2 separate regions of the Homo sapiens genome follow, and region 2 is linked to region 1. The links are chromatin loops, found by intact Hi-C in ENCODE. Cell type or tissue: endothelial cell of umbilical vein. All regions are shown on one strand.

What was found. Peaks named below come from ENCODE experiments on the same cell type or tissue, not always from the same donor. Only the 100,000 strongest peaks of a DNase experiment are listed, where the experiment ranks them.
Region 2: it touches region 1 in a loop (21-fold over the local background); 3 of 110 quality-filtered maps call a loop at or near these places.

Annotation. Positions count from the first base shown.
Region 1 is chr7:20,154,380-20,162,379 of GRCh38, forward strand. MACC1 (MET transcriptional regulator MACC1) reads right to left here. Exons shown (of 7, transcript NM_182762.4): 4 at 7,369-7,491; 5 at 3,825-5,866; 6 at 1-2. The coding sequence starts at 7,483. Among named protein-coding and RNA genes, the nearest start is that of MACC1-AS1, 16 kb to the left of the region's middle. RefSeq lists a silencer at 4,433-4,592. In endothelial cell of umbilical vein, no CTCF peak of the experiment used is centred here; no DNase peak of the experiment used is centred here.
Region 2 is chr7:20,516,094-20,524,093 of GRCh38, forward strand. No RefSeq gene overlaps it. Among named protein-coding and RNA genes, the nearest start is that of ABCB5, 96 kb to the right of the region's middle. In endothelial cell of umbilical vein, no CTCF peak of the experiment used is centred here; a DNase peak (open chromatin) is centred at 3,618.

The DNA of each region.
Region 1 (8,000 bases):
GCCTGCAGCAACAATTACATGTCACAATTAAAAGCAACTAACTTGGGCTTTTCTCTCTATAAATTGGAATTTTTATTACATATTCTACAAATGGGAGTCCTTTTTTTTCACTACACGTATAATCGAGTTTTCTAAAGCTCAAGGAGTTGATTCACATTTAAGCAAATTCTATAAGCAAACTACAGTAGACATAACTAAGCCAGAGTTAGGGGAGATTTAGAACTAATTCAGTGGCTAATTATAGGACCTTGGATAAACCACTTAACTAATATGTGTCTTTGTATCTTTAATTGTGAAAAAAGGAAGTTAAATTACACACTTCCAATGGTACTCTGAAGTTCCGGCAGTCTCTAATTTATCACTCTAGGATTAGTTATTTACTCACAAGAAATAAAGCCTCGTTCTAGGAGAGGATTGGCTACAAGAATTTCTTTAAAGTGTATGTGAACTGGTGATGGTAAATATTATTCTATTTTCACCAAAATATGACTTAAAACATCCCAGAATCATGCCTGCTGTGTTTAAAAAAAAGAGACACTCCTTCAACTTTGAACAAAGCTATTGATGTTTATAAGTTTAAAATATATATATATAAATTTATTAAAAATACTCTCCCTCATCACCAATATAATGGTATTAAACATAAAGTACAAGGTATTAAAGACAAAACACCTAGTCTTCTACAATGCAAAATAGAAAACCATCAGGCTCTTACCTAACCATGCATGTTTCAAACAAGTCTACAAGTTTGTGTTTTGCCTTGAGTACCATTTTTAAAATATGGGATTACATCTATCTATACCTCTTCTTTGTTCAAATGAGCAAATAGAGTAGCTCCCCCTTAGGAGGGGGAATCCAAGGAGATCCAAGAATCCAAAGGAGTCACATTTCAAGGCTGTCCAGTGGATGCCTGAAACTGCAGATAGTACCAAATTTTATACACACTGTGTTTTTTCCTATACATACACACCTATGGAAAAGTTTAATTTATAAATTAGGCGCAGTAAGAGATTAACAACAATAACTAGTAATAAAATATAACGATCATAACAATATACTCTAATAAATGTTATGTGAATGTGGCCTCTCTCTTTCAAAATACCTTATTGTACTCTACTCACCTATTTGTCAATCATGGTTGATGGTAGGTAACCCAAACCACAGAAAGTGAAACTGTGGATAAGGGGAACTACTGTAAACATGTTTGGTAGCCCCTCATTATTTAATGGCACTTTGGAGCTTTATCTACCAATATGAAACAATAAGTTAAAATGAATAAGCAAGTAAAGCAACTATGAAAGTTGATAGCATGTTCATTCCCCTGAAAGTATGCAATTAGAAGGACTACCCATGGTTTTGATACATAAATGGATCCATACATTTATACTGAAGAGTTATAGCCTCAGTGAGAAACAATACTGAGCTAGCGGGCCCCTGATGGTGCTTTTAGTAAACTGTGGAGTGGGGTTACTACTTTATATTCCAGTTTCTTGTTTTAGGGAAAAGATCTGTACTTGGAGCCATAAAACCTGAGTTTAAAATCCAGCTCCACATAGTATAAGACTTTACATGCATCACACAGTATCTCTATTTAATGATTTTTAAAATCAATGTAGTGTTAATTCCACTTTGTCTAAACTTCCATAATCATTGTGAAAATCAAATTGGATGCTGAAGTGCTTTAGAGAGTGTCAAGTATATAAGGACAGCCAGTCTCAATGTCAAGAGATGACTGAAGGGTTTGGATCCCACAGTCTTTTTCAGCTTATCGGGTCGCTCCCTGCCACACCAAATCAATATACAATCCTAGAAAAATGTATATTTACTATGCAAATAAAGTTTCAAGAGACAACTCTATACCCCATGCTCCATCACCTGCCAGTCAGAGAACCAGGCCTGAGCCTCTTCATACAGAAATCCTGAAACCTCCACTAAAGCTTGGAAGCTCCCCGCTTGAATGGAGTCTCTACTAGATTTTCTAATTAGCCGCTTGAGGCACTCTGGTAATTATCATACCCCAAAATATACAGGTATGATCAGGCTTGAACTTTCAGACCATCATTAATGACCTTTGGCCATTACAACATTTTTAGGCCACTAAAAAAACAAAAGAAATTAATTTTCCAATTCAAACCTTTGCAGGTGAATGTTAAATATGAGCTATGAGAGTTAATGAGCTATTACAAAATGCACACGCAGCTTCCACCAGGTAGAGCAGCTTCTAACATTCAGTCTCCAATAGTTCTGAATGTCCCAGGGTAGGTAAGAATGCAGCACACCATAAAAAATCTATCAACTTAGCAACTGGATATAGGAGCTTTTGAATTTCAACTTCTCTAAGTATCACTGTAGAATCATCAAAAATATTGAAAGAGAGATAATGTTATATATATTTATTTATTATATGAATCATTGTTAATGCCACAGATTAAATTTGTTCTCCAAATATTTTCTACTTCTTTTGCATCTTGATTAAAACTTTGCTCCTTTGCATGAACCTGCCTATATAATTTTATTTACCTTCTACAGAGCACCAGCCTTTCACAATTATAATATTTAATACAAATACCTACACATACACAGTACTTATACAAACATTTTTATACACACACACATTACTTTGTTTCATGAAGGCATAGTGGCTTTACGCATGATTTTGAAACCAAAAAATATTCAAATCCCATCTATAAGAATAGGCAACTGTAGGACGTGGGCAAATTGTCTAACTTTTTAAGACTTGGTTTCTTCGACCTATAAGATGAAGATACTAGCTATACTTACCCCATAGAGTTGTTAATGGCTAAATAAGCACTAGAGAAGCATTAACAATCATTTTTATTTTTACACTCATGTTTTAACCATTTTTAGAAATATGATCTTGATTTTTTTTATTTTTATAAAATATTGAATTTCTACTTTAAAGGTAAAAAGTACTTTGTAATTCTACACTGAGCCTTCCACTGGGTTGAATACTACACTAAAGAATTTGGCACTGGGAGTCCTATTAAAACATGAGGATTAAGATGAGAATTACTAATATTATTGTTTAGGCTGTAATGCATTGTATACATAAGAATATTAAATTGCTAAAGGATATTGGTAATACATTAAAAAAAAGAAACAGCCAGGTGTGGTGGCTCATGGCTGTAATTTCAGCACTTTGGGAGGCAAAGGTGGGAAGATTGCTTGAGGCCAGGAGTTCAAGAGCATCTTGGGAAACATAGTGAGACACTCATCCCTTAAAAAAAAAAAAAAAATACCCAGGCATGGCGGCACATGCCTGCAGTCTGAGTTACTTGGGCAGCTGAGCCCTGGAGGTTGAAACTGCAGTGAGCTGTGATCGTGCCACTGCACTCCAGCCTGGGCAACAGACCGAGACTTTGTCTCAAAAAAAAAAAAAAAAAAAAAAGAAAGAAAGAAAAAAATCCCACACACACTGAAAAGTAGATCCCTAACAATGGCCAAGTTAGTTCTCTTTAGTTTGCTTTCATGTTATGGAGCCTCTCTGGTATCTTAAGAGTTGTCTAAATATTTGAGACAGGAAGAGAAGTTGTATCTGAACTGTTAAGCCCAGCACAAACAGAACTTTTTATTTTCTTTTAAAAGATGATCCTGGTTTTTGGGGAAATCACAGTTGAATCTCAAGTTTAAGAAACCAGTTTTATGATCATGTAGGAAAAACTATATTTGCTATAAAGTGTCTTTAATGTATTTAAGACTGTTGAATTTTTAAACATTTCTCCTCTCACATGTTCAGTTATAAATATTGTCAAGTTAATACAATTCTCGATGGCAATTCATTACCATGATCAAGCAATACTCACCACAATAAGTTCATACAGAAACTTCCTTGTATTTCTCTCTGTGTGGCAATCTTCCTTTAACTTCTTTATAACATAAGAAACTTTCTCTGATTCTTTGTCTGCTTGAATTTGATCAAAATCTTCCAGGGACAGATGTGAGTAACCCAGGACATCAGCTAAAACTTTCCAATCATAAACTTTTTCTGACACCAAGGTTAATACAACTGAGTAGATATAAGTCAATTTTTTTAAAGGCAGGACAATCTGTTCAAGAAGATTTCTGGTTGTAAAGACACTATCTGACATAAACATTACTTGCTCCTTTGAAATCACCTTGACATTTTTGCAGTGTACAAGTCCAATCTTACCTCTGAGGACTCCTACATACCATTCTTTCACTTTGGACTGACCAATAGCTTTTACCTTACCTTCCCCGAGGAGAGCTATTGTGTCCCCTTTGAAATATTCAAGGAAGTAATCAATCTTGCTTTGTCTTAGCACTGCCTTCAGGGTTACCCCATAGTTGCTAAAGTTCAATGTTTTATCTTGAAATGTAGGATATTTAACAAGAATTTTTGGTGATAAAGGAGCAGACTTGATTTCCTCCTTCTTCTGCAAATAGCCTGGCAGATTCGAGAGTCTTTTTAGGTTTGGGGTTGGATCAGGAGTAGTGATAGAGAACTGTGCAACTGGTTCACCATTGGGAGGCTCCACTTGAACACAAAAATCAAACAAGTGCATCTCTCTGTGCTCAACTAAAGAAAATAAAAATTGTTGATGAACTACTTCACCTGCTTCCAACTGCTTTTGTTTAATTTCTTTCCTTTCTCCTTCTGTCTTTACTTCAAAATCAGGATCACAGGAAAAAATAGAAATACTTAAATCTTGTGGCTTGTCAAGTAAAAATGACTGCTTCCCCCAGAGCTGAAACACAACTGGAGATATGTTTTTTCCACCCTTCTTAATATCAGAAATTGTAAGCTGTCCTGGCATATAATTGTGTCCACAAACTGTTAAAACAACAGTAAAACTGGGATGGATATATTTGGGTCCATAAATTCCAATTGAGGTGGTTTTGTGGATATAATCCCAAATGGTGGCAGCTGGTGACGGAAGAGCTTTAGCTTGTGCAGCAACCACTAGATACATTACCTGACTCAAGTCGATTAGCTTGACTTGGATGGTGTCTTTATAAATGTAGCAGTTGCTTAAAACTTTAAAAGGGCCTTCTTTACCCAAGCTGTGTAAACACACCATTTCTGTCATGACTTGGCTGAAAGGATCCTTTCTTACTTCAGCCCCAATTTTCATCTCCAGCAAAAGGGCTTCCATTGTATTGAGGTTGCCTAACATGATTTCCAACAACGGGCTCACAGTGCACGAAAGATCATGGTTAAGCATGTGTGGCGGATCAAGGAAAGCCCTTAGAGACACCTCTTGGAATTCTCCCACAGCCACATGACCTTGGGGCACATGAACAGTGATGTCTGATTCAGGTAATTGTACTGACCCTCCTTGATGGTTTACTTTGCAAGCTATGGTGACCTCCGCAAGTTGTGTCTGGGCCCATCCAGGGCTCTGACTAATTGTATTCAAATCAAGGCAGGAGCGGGCCAGCTGGCGTTGACTTAACCAAGCCATTTTATAAGCCTCCCGATCATTTTTAAGCCACTCTAAGTCGTGTAGTAGGATCTGGTCAGAGTTATGTATACTCTGATGGGCATGTGCTGTGTCGTCTAAAATGTCCAGAAGTTCTGAAACACTTTTAGATCTTCCAGAATTTCTTGAGGAAGTCTGCCTAAGTAACTGATGCACATCAAGTTCATCACCGGAGGAATCAAAAGAATTTCCATTTTCTATTTCTCTACAGAAAAGAAAAGGATCTTCCTTTAAGATGGAAATATTATTTCTCTTCCTGTTATTTCTTAGTTGAGTTATGTCATCCAAAAATGGGTTAGAAGCAGACAGTTGATTCCAGAATGGATTTGCAACTTTGGAAGCATTATTACCACGAAGGGTGAAAGCATCCGGCCAATTGTGAAGCAAGTCTGGGTCCTGGCATTCTTGTTATTTAAGGAAAGACAAAGCAAAACAAAGATAAGGTGGCACTGTGAGTTACAATCAAGATTAATTTTTCCCATAGCTTAAAAATTCAGGACTTACTTTTCATTTTTCTTTCTGATCTCTAGTCTACTAGCTAACATAAACTCAATGTTAAATTTGCTCAAATTTATATGTAATGAGAGAAGAATATTTTTTCTACCAGGTTATTTTTTGAACATATGTAATGTTATTTTAAGACATCATGATTTATAAACTAAACAAATAAATATTTAATATGACCTAATAATATATTTAACACATTTTCTTGAAAATGACTCAGACTAGCATGTGCTTATGCTTTATTATTTTATGTATCATGTTTACAAAAGCAAATTTCTGGTCAAATAGAATAAATCAGTTATTCAATTATCCATATTTTTCTAAGCACTGAATTGTTGGTTTCATTACATTCAGAATATTAATTTAATATTTTCCTTTTCAGATAATATTGAATATGTAGAAAATATCAAATACATCTGTTAATATTTAAAATAACGTTTAAAACAATATGCTAAGTTAGAAAGTCATTAATTTATTAGATAATTCTATAATTTTGTATTGAAATGTTATTAACATTTTTCAGGAAAAGGAATTCATAAAATGAACATTGAAAATTTAGACCACCATTGGTTTTATTGATCAAATGAATTCATTGCACTCAAGCTTGCAATGGCAAATAATAATTTTACCACTAGAAATTGAAGCATTATTATTTTGGAAAGTAAGTGTCTTAAGAATTTGTAACATTAAAATATTTACATTTCTATTATAAGAATTTCTAGATATCTCACAACATTGAAGCCATTTTTTGTTTGTGTAGAGCAACTCGTACTTGGTCATTTCTTAGTAAATAATTATAAAGACTCTGTAGACTTTGTGAAGCTAGTGCTGCTTTTAGAGACAGGCAGAAGAGCCAACCAAATTTTCAGAAGTTCTACTGAAAAAATAATTCAAGCAAACTGTCAGAATTTCTTTTGTTTAATATACATAGAAACATTACCTTAATTGAAATGTTTTTAAGTGTTATATGCTAAAAATTAGAAGACGGATTTTGAAAAATAAAGGTGGCATTTCTCTTATATTCACACTTTTCTTTAATACAATTACCCCTAACTCTCTTAAAACTTACTTTTCCTCTGAGGATCAGGTTAATTTTTTGATGCTCCATGAAGATTTCCTAGGTCAATCAACCTTCAGAGAGCCTTTTTACCCCCAAATTCATTATAGTTATTGCATATAACACTCATTTATTAACAACATTTTTCCTTTTTATAATATTTATCATAATCTGTTGGCTGTGCTATTTTATTTTGCACATCTTTTTAACTATTTCTATGATAAAAACAAGATTTTATAATTCTTTTCATCTTCCAGCATTTTCAGAGGTAGACCTTCAACAATTATTGGTGATGAATTTCATATACTTACATGGACAAATCACAACAGTTATAAATTCCCATACCTGTAATATTGCAACTTTTTGAGAGTTTTCCAGCTTCCATGTCAATCAAATTTGCTTCAGACATACTTTGTGCAATTCTTCCTGACCGAAAATGTTTTCTTTCAGTGATTAGCATTTTTCCACCTACAAAGTAAATAGATAAGTATTTTTTGTAAGCATACATATACAGGCTGGCAGAGAAAATAAACTCAAAGACATCATACGTATTTCTATAAAGAACTACATGTGAAAATCCTCTATATAAATCTTCTACTCCTGGTAGGATACTCGACTAGATATACTAAAATATGTGTTAGCACTCCACTAAAAAATGATCAAATTCCAGATTAATACCAATAACCAAATCTGGAAATATATTACTGATCCCATATAAAAGCAATTAATGAGAATTCCAAGGACAACAACAACAACAACAAAAAAGTAAGTTGAAAACTAAGTAAATAAACATTTCCTGTTTGGCGATTGGAGGACTAAATATCACAAACTAAAAATTTTCCCCTAAATCCTTGTATACATTCGATGCAGTTCCATGAAAAATTGCACGTAAATGTGTATGTGTATTTGTTACTTCTTTTTTAATAGTTAAAATTTTATTTATTTCTCAATGGATAAAATTGTATGTATTTATTGCA
Region 2 (8,000 bases), 360 kb after region 1:
TGGGATTTTTGTAGGTTATTGCTTCTTTTAACCTTAACAGAAATTTCACATTAAATTAAATTTTCTGCTCATCATCACTGGTCATCAGAGAAATGCAAATAAAAACCACAATGAGATACCATCTCACACCAGTTAGAATGGCAATCATTAAAAAGTCAGGAAACAACAGATGCTGGAGAGGATGCAGAGAAATAGGAACGCTTTTACACTGCTGGTGGGAGTGTAAATTAGTTCAACCATTGAGGAATACAGTGTGGTGATTCCTCAAGGATCTAGAACTAGAAATACCATTTGACCCAGCCATCCCATTACTGGGTATATTCCCAAAGGATTATAAATCATGCTACTATAAAGACACATGGCACACGTTTATTGCGGCAGTATTCACAACAGCAAAGACTTGGGACCAACCCAAATGTCCATCAATGATAGACTGGATTAAGAAAATGTGGCACATATTATACACCATGGAATACTATGCAGCCATAAAAAAGGATGAGTTCATGTCCTTTGCAGGGACATGGAGGAAGCTGGAAACCATCATTCTCAGCAAACTATCACAAGGACAGAAAACCAAACATCGCATGTTCTCACTCATAGGTGGGAACTGAACAATGAAAACACTTGGACACAGGGTGTGGAACATCACACACTGGGGCCTGTTGTGGGTGGGGGTTGGGGGAGGGATAGCATTAGGAGAAATAGCTAATGTAAATGATGGGTGCAGCAAACCAACATGGCACATGTATACCTATGTAACAAACCTGCATGTTGTGCACATGTACCCTAGAACTTAAAGTATAATTTTTAAAAAATTTAAATTTTCAAATGAAAATTCCATTTCTATAGTGGCCAAAAGCCTTTATATAAATACAGTAAAATGTATTTTCTTTTGACAGCCAAAGCACTGCCAGCAACAGCGTCTATGCCAGGAAGGAAATTAAATATTTATTTCAGGAAGGAGAATATTTAATTTTGTTGTGCTTTTGGATTATGATTAATCAAAAATTCCAAATGTGTTCTTATGTGTAGCTTCTGAATATCATCATCTTCTTAACAAAATTAATAAGAATAGACAAAATTTATTAAGAATGATTAGTAGAATGGAAATACAAAGTGTTATGAAAGGGACAAAATTTTCTGTTTATTACCTTCTATTATGCAAAGCAATTAGACACTTTTGTGCCATAAATTTAACATTTGTCCTATGTTTCCAAACTCAGCCATTCCCAAATTTTTAACTGTGTACATCCTTCTGTGAGGGAGCCCAATGGTGACAATATAGATTAGATTTTGAGAATTAAAAATAAAAGGTTAAAAATTTATTTTAGCAATAGAAACACATTCTGTACCTTGGCCAGTTCTAAGCATTTTTAAGATCCTTTAAAAGTAGTATCATCAATTATCAGATATAGGCAGATTGAAATCAGATATTTTTAGCCTCCCAAATTAGCAACAAGAAAAGTCAGGTAATTTCCAATACTAGAGATAACCTGAGGAACTAGTTTCTCTCATCCATTTGGGTGGGAATTTAATTTTGTCCAATCTTCTTGTAAAATAAAATTGAGAATATTTTCTAAGAGTCACAAAAATATTCATGTGATTTGACCTATCTCTATCTCTGAAATATGAAAATGGGAAATTTCATACATAATCATTGAAGAACTATTTTAATAAAAAAAGACATAAACTACCAAGAGTAGATGGTATGTACCAGTTATATATATATATATGTATGAAACCTGTAAAATAATATAGAAAAATGCCTAAAAAGACAAAGTTAAACCACAAGATCCTAATTTACACACATACATGATTACAATTTTATTTACAAATATATAAAAAGAAACATTTCAAAATCTTAGCAATGATCACATTTGGGTGGTAGCAGGGCTATGAATAATTTTTATTTTTTCTTTTTTTATATATTGTATAATAAACATATAACCTTGAATTCAGAAAAATTGAAAACAAAAAATAAAAGAAGTAGAAACATGTGATCTAAGTTTCAGTGTAGCCATAAATTCAATTTTTTCCCTTATATGAATGATATCACTATTGATTCTTAAGGCTTATATATTGTATTTAGAAGCTCTTAGTATATTGATCCACCTCATGACATTGATTAATAATTGAAAAGAAAGACAAATAAAACTAACAAGCACGTCTAGTGAGTTAGTAGAGACAGCAAGTGATTAATTTTGCTTTTTATTTCATGCGTTACACTGAATAAGACTGAATCCTTGGTAGAACTGAAGCATTTTTTTCAAATGATAAAATCCAACCCTCAGACACAGTCAGGATAGGATATCTCTAACGGTTTAGTTTTGCTCTTCAAATAGTGACCAATCCCAAGGAACTCTGAGATTTGTTCACGTTACTTAAAGACGTAGTCCAAGTGCATACATAAAAGTTAATTATATTTAAAAATAAAATTAATTTCCGGGCCAAATTTGATGTAATTTATATTACAAATTTCTGTGGAGATATATAGGTCTTGGTGTCTAATGATTCTATTAGACACTCTGTTCTGTGTTTTTTTCTATTCTTAAGTTATATTTGTAATACACTGATGATGTTAAAATTATATTCTTTTCAGGGCAATCTCAGAAGATCATTTAAAAATATAATTAATAATTATTTGCACTAAAAATTGAAAATACTAAATACCAGAATAACAATTACAGCATAAACTATTTGAAGCCAAGATAAGAGTGTTTTTTTGTTTTGTTTTTGTTTTTTTTGTTGTTTTTTTTTTTGAGACGGAGTCTTGCTCCGTCGCTCAGGCTGGAGTGCAATGGTGCAATCTCAGCTCACTGCAACCTCTGCCTCCCAGGTTCAAGCGATTCTCCTGCCTCAGCCTCCCGAGTAGCTGGGATTACAGGCGCCTGCCACCACACCTGGCTAATTTCTGTATTTTTAGTAGAAACAGGATTTCACCATGTTGGTCAGGTTGGCCTTCAACTCCTGACCTCAAGCAATCCACCGGCCTCAGCCCCGCAAAATGATGGGATTACAGGCGTTAACCACCGCACCCAGCCGATAAGAGTCTTCTAATAGAACCAATTGAGAGTTACGGAGTTAAATTTCCTAGAGGCTTATAAAATTAGAATGACTTATAACCCAATGGTGACATCTATTGGAAAACCTCCCTAGATTTAATATTCTCAAAAGAGTTTATTAAATCTAGAGTTTACTTGCTTATTATTGACCAATTAATCTAATGTATGTAATTCCGCTACTACAATCTTTGTTTCTATCTCTGTAACTTCCTGATATCCTGATTGGACCTTTTATGAGGGTTTTGGGGTATTATTTTAATATTAAATTTTTCTTTTTATAAAAAAGTATGGTTTTGTTATTTGGTCGCTTAAACTTTTACCTTTTTATTTGATTAAACTTCTTAAGGTATTACATAGATTCCTCTGCCAAAATGCACTTCAAAATATTTTGCATTTATAACTGACATTTGGGATTTATTTAAGGCAAATCTAATAGTATTCAGGATTAGCCAGTTATGATCATCAGACTGGTAAGATAATTTTCAGCTCTTAAGCAAGTCACTGAGTTCCTGAAGCTCAGTGGAGGAGTGAAATACAGCTCTGGGAACAAAGTCAAGTCCCCAGGGTAAGGTCATCCTGAAGTGGTAAAGAATAAGGAAAGGCAGGGATAACATCAGGAAGGAAGTTTTTCTGTGGGTCTTGAGAGGATGCTTTTGTGCAGGCTTGGTGGGACACACTAGAATACACACAGGCATTGAGTGAATTGTCTATTGTCTCTGTGTTTGTGTTTCTACGCACTGTCTGTGAGCCCATGAAAGGAGGGGCTGTGCTAGTTTCTGGTCCACACCCTTTAGTCACAGTATATAACCTCTCGAGGTGGCTGCTACCCCACTGGCATTCAATAATATTATTGAACAAAGTGATTCCATTTCATCTTTAATATTCCATCACCGTATTTGCTTTAAAACCTAGATTGTTTACACTGGTTCTTATTTACTATTGCCAACCCCATCCCCATCCCCAGAATGACTATAACTGGTATTTATCTGCCAATGGAGCCTGGAAACAAATACAACCACCTCCTTATGCCCTCACCCGCAAAAACAGCCCTGTCAAGCTGCAAGCCAAATAAAGCAAATACAATTTAATAACCATTTTTTTAAAGCTGCTAAAAAAAATAGAAGGGACCTTGTTTTTCAAGTTAATTAAACCTCTGTGTTACATAGGTTGTATGAATAAATTTAAATTTTACTTTTTGCCTGTGATGGCAATTGCAAATTGGCCTAAATACTTGGTGATAAATAATTCTTTTCTATTTTCTGTGTACTAAGGATTTACTCTGAGTGCCTAAATATGATGATAATTCATCCAAAGGTAGAATCCTAGCATTCCTAATCAGAGCAAGGTCAAGAGCATTTGCAGCTTGTACTCTATATAGCTACACTTGCCTTTTTCCCATGCAAGTGTTGAATTTCTGAAAAACAGAAATAAATTAAAATATTAGATGGGATATTTAACATAATATGCAAAGGATTGATGATATTAAGTAATATACTAATTTTCATATTACTTTTAATCTAGATGTACTGAAAATATAATTTTAGTGGCTTTATAAAAAGCACTGACGTAAGCAAAAACTATTTGGGGATAAATAATGAAAAGACATTTCTACAATTTATATGCAAGGAAAGCCTTCAAAGAGGTTGAAATATCTAAAGTCTTGCAAAGTTGACTCGATTAGTCATGACAGGCTATCTGTTGTAATAAACAGCACCAATATCTCAGCTCACATTCCTTCGCAGTCATTCGGTTTTTTCCAGTTAGTGCTTCCACCATCCCCTATGGCCTGAAAGTCTTTGCATCCTCACCATCCACTGCTGTATGACAGAAGAGAGCAAGTGTGGAAGAATCTATACATTTATAGGGGTCAGGTGATGTGTCCAACATACTTGAATTCTAATTCAAAATAATTTTTTATTTAGATGGGGCTACATTTAAAGGCTTTATAAAGTAAGTCAATATAAAGAGAACCATGAGATAATTAACAATTATCTATTGTTAATATTGAATTTCACTGATAAGGCAAAAACAAATTTTAAAGAAGTTTGTGAATGACTGAAATGTGGCATCTAAGGTCCATTCCAGGTCAAAATTCTATTACTCCATGACCTGGGTCTGATTTCCCCCACATTCCTCAGTTTCAGGTAAGTCATTTCTAGTTAAGTCTATGTTCCTTGGCCCATGGTTTTTCTGAGCAAAAGTTATGGATATGTTCAGTTAATGGTGTATCCTCAAGATGCAATAGAACCAAGAGGAACTATAAGCATGTGGTACACTGACCACAGTCTGAAGGATCAGTATTTCCATTTCCCAAACATGCTGTGACCTAGAAGTTGTTAAGAAACACCAAGATATGTATATAAACAACCCCTAGACCTGATTGGTTTTAAAGCACCTTATAGCAGAGATGATAGTTTCCTTTTTTCAATGAAACGTCAGGTTTGAAAAATCTAGAGAAATCCATAAAAAAAGCAAAGTGAGGCATTATACATGAGTCATGACATTTTTGACATTTGCTTAAAAGTTCCTGCTTGGCCTAACAGAATAAACTCAGAAGACTTCTGGCTAAGGGTCATCCACTGTTATGGGCTAATTATCTCTCCCCCAAATGTATATGCTGAATCCCTCATCCCCCACATTACCTCAGAATGTGACTGTATTTGGAGATAAAGTCTTTAAAGAGGTAGCTAAAGTTAAATGAGGTCACTAGGGTGGGCTTTAGTTTGAGATGACTACTGGTTCTTGCAAGAGATTAGGATATAGACCCTCAGACAGGAAAACATGGGGAGAAGATGGCCATCCACAAACTAAGAGAGAGACCTCAGCAGAAATTGACCCTAGTGACACCTTGATCTCAGACTGACTTCTAGCCTCCAGAACTATAAGAAAATGAATATCTGTTGTTCAAGCAACCAAGTCTGTGGTTCTTTTTCATGGAAGCCTTAGCAAATTAATACACCTGTGTTTACTAAAATTCTACACCTCAGTGTTTTAGAACACATGGTCTTCCAACTCCTGAAGTTATTTCCGTTTTCTCTAGAATAGATTAAATGATCATTGTGAACTAAAGACAGCCATCTTATCCAAGTAACTTTTTTTTCTTTTTAACGGTTCAGAGATTAGTCACGGCTATAGATTATTGAAGCTGAGCCCATAGTTTCCCAATCACTACGGCACTCTTCCAGGCATCAATACAGAATTGGGTGTTTAGGGTAGGCTTTAAGATACACAACAAAAATCTCACTTAGAAATCCTTTGTACCACTATCCTTTTGTCTTGAGAGGAATCCCTCTGAGAGACTTGATTCCCAAGTAATACTTAGGTCTATATGGCCGTATGCTAGGGATTCAGCCAATTTGCAGAACTCTCCTAAGTTTAGAGGCTGATCCTCAGAGAGACGTTATCTTTAGAGCAAAAGTCTCTAAAGCACAATTTAGTAAACCACTGTTCACTATGAGTATCCCAAACAGAGAAAGAGGAGGAGAGGGAGGCTGGAAAAGTTTGAATCTGTGTCCCTTTATAAGAGACAATTTAATGTTATTTCTATCCAAAAAACATAAAGAAAAAGTAAGTCTTGAAAGTGGGACACAACATCACACTGAATGGGCAAAAGCTGGAAGCATTTCCCTTGAAAACTGGCACAAGACAAGGATGCCCTCTCTCGCTACTCCTATTCAACACAGTATTGGAAGTTCTGGCCAGGGCACTCAGGCAAGAGAGAGAAATAAAGCACATTCAAACAGGAAACAAAGAAGTCAAACTATCCCTGGTTGCAGATGACATGATCCTATATCTAGAAAACCCCATCATCCCAGCCTAGAAGCTTCTTAAGCTGACAAGCAACTTCAGCAAAGTCTCAGGATACAAAATCAATGTGCGAAAATCACTAGCATTCTTATAAACCAACAACAGACAAGCCGAGAGCCAAATCACTAACAAACTCCCATTCACAATTGCCACAAAAAGAATAAAATACCTAGGATTGCAGCTAACTATGAAGGTGAAAGACATCTACATGGAGAACTACAAACCACTGCTCAAATAAGTCAGAGATGACACATACAAATGGAAAAACATTCCATACACATGGATAGGAATAATCAATATTGTTAAATTAGCCATACTTTCCAAAGCAGTTTATAGATTCAATGCTATTCCCATTAAACTACCATTGACGTTCTTCACAGAACAGAAAAAACTATTTTAAAATTAGTATGAAACCAAAAAAGAACCCAAATAGCCAAGGCAATCCTAAGCAAAAAGAACAAAGCTGGAGGCATCATGCTACCCAACTTCAAAGTACTCTAAAGGGCAACAGTAACCAAAACAGAGTGATATTTGCACAAGAATAGACACATAAACCAATGGAACAGAATGGGGAACCTAGAAATAAGACTACACATCTACAGCTATCTGATCTTCCACAATGCTGACAAAAACAAGCAATGAGGAAAGGATTCCCTGTTCAACAAATGGTGCTGGGATAACTGGCTAGCCATATGCAGAAGACTGAAAGTGGACTCCTTCCTTACACCATATACAAAAATTAACTGAAGATGGAACATAGACTTAAATGTAAAACTTAAAACTATAAAAACCCTGGAAGACAACCTGGGCAATACCATTCAGAATATAGGCACAAGCAAAGATTTCATGACAAAGACATCAAAAGCAATTGCAACAAAAGCAAAAATTGCCAAATGGAATCTAATTAAACTAAACAGCTTCTGTACAGCAAAAGAAACTATCAAAAGGGTAAGCAGACAACCTACAGAATGGGAGAAAATATTTGCAAACTATAAAACTGACAGAAGTCTAATATCCAGCATCTATGAGAAGCTTAAACAAATTTACAAGAAAAATACAAGCAACCCCATTAAAAGCTGGGCAAAGGACATGAACAGACACTTCTCAAAAGAACACATACAAGGGGCCAAC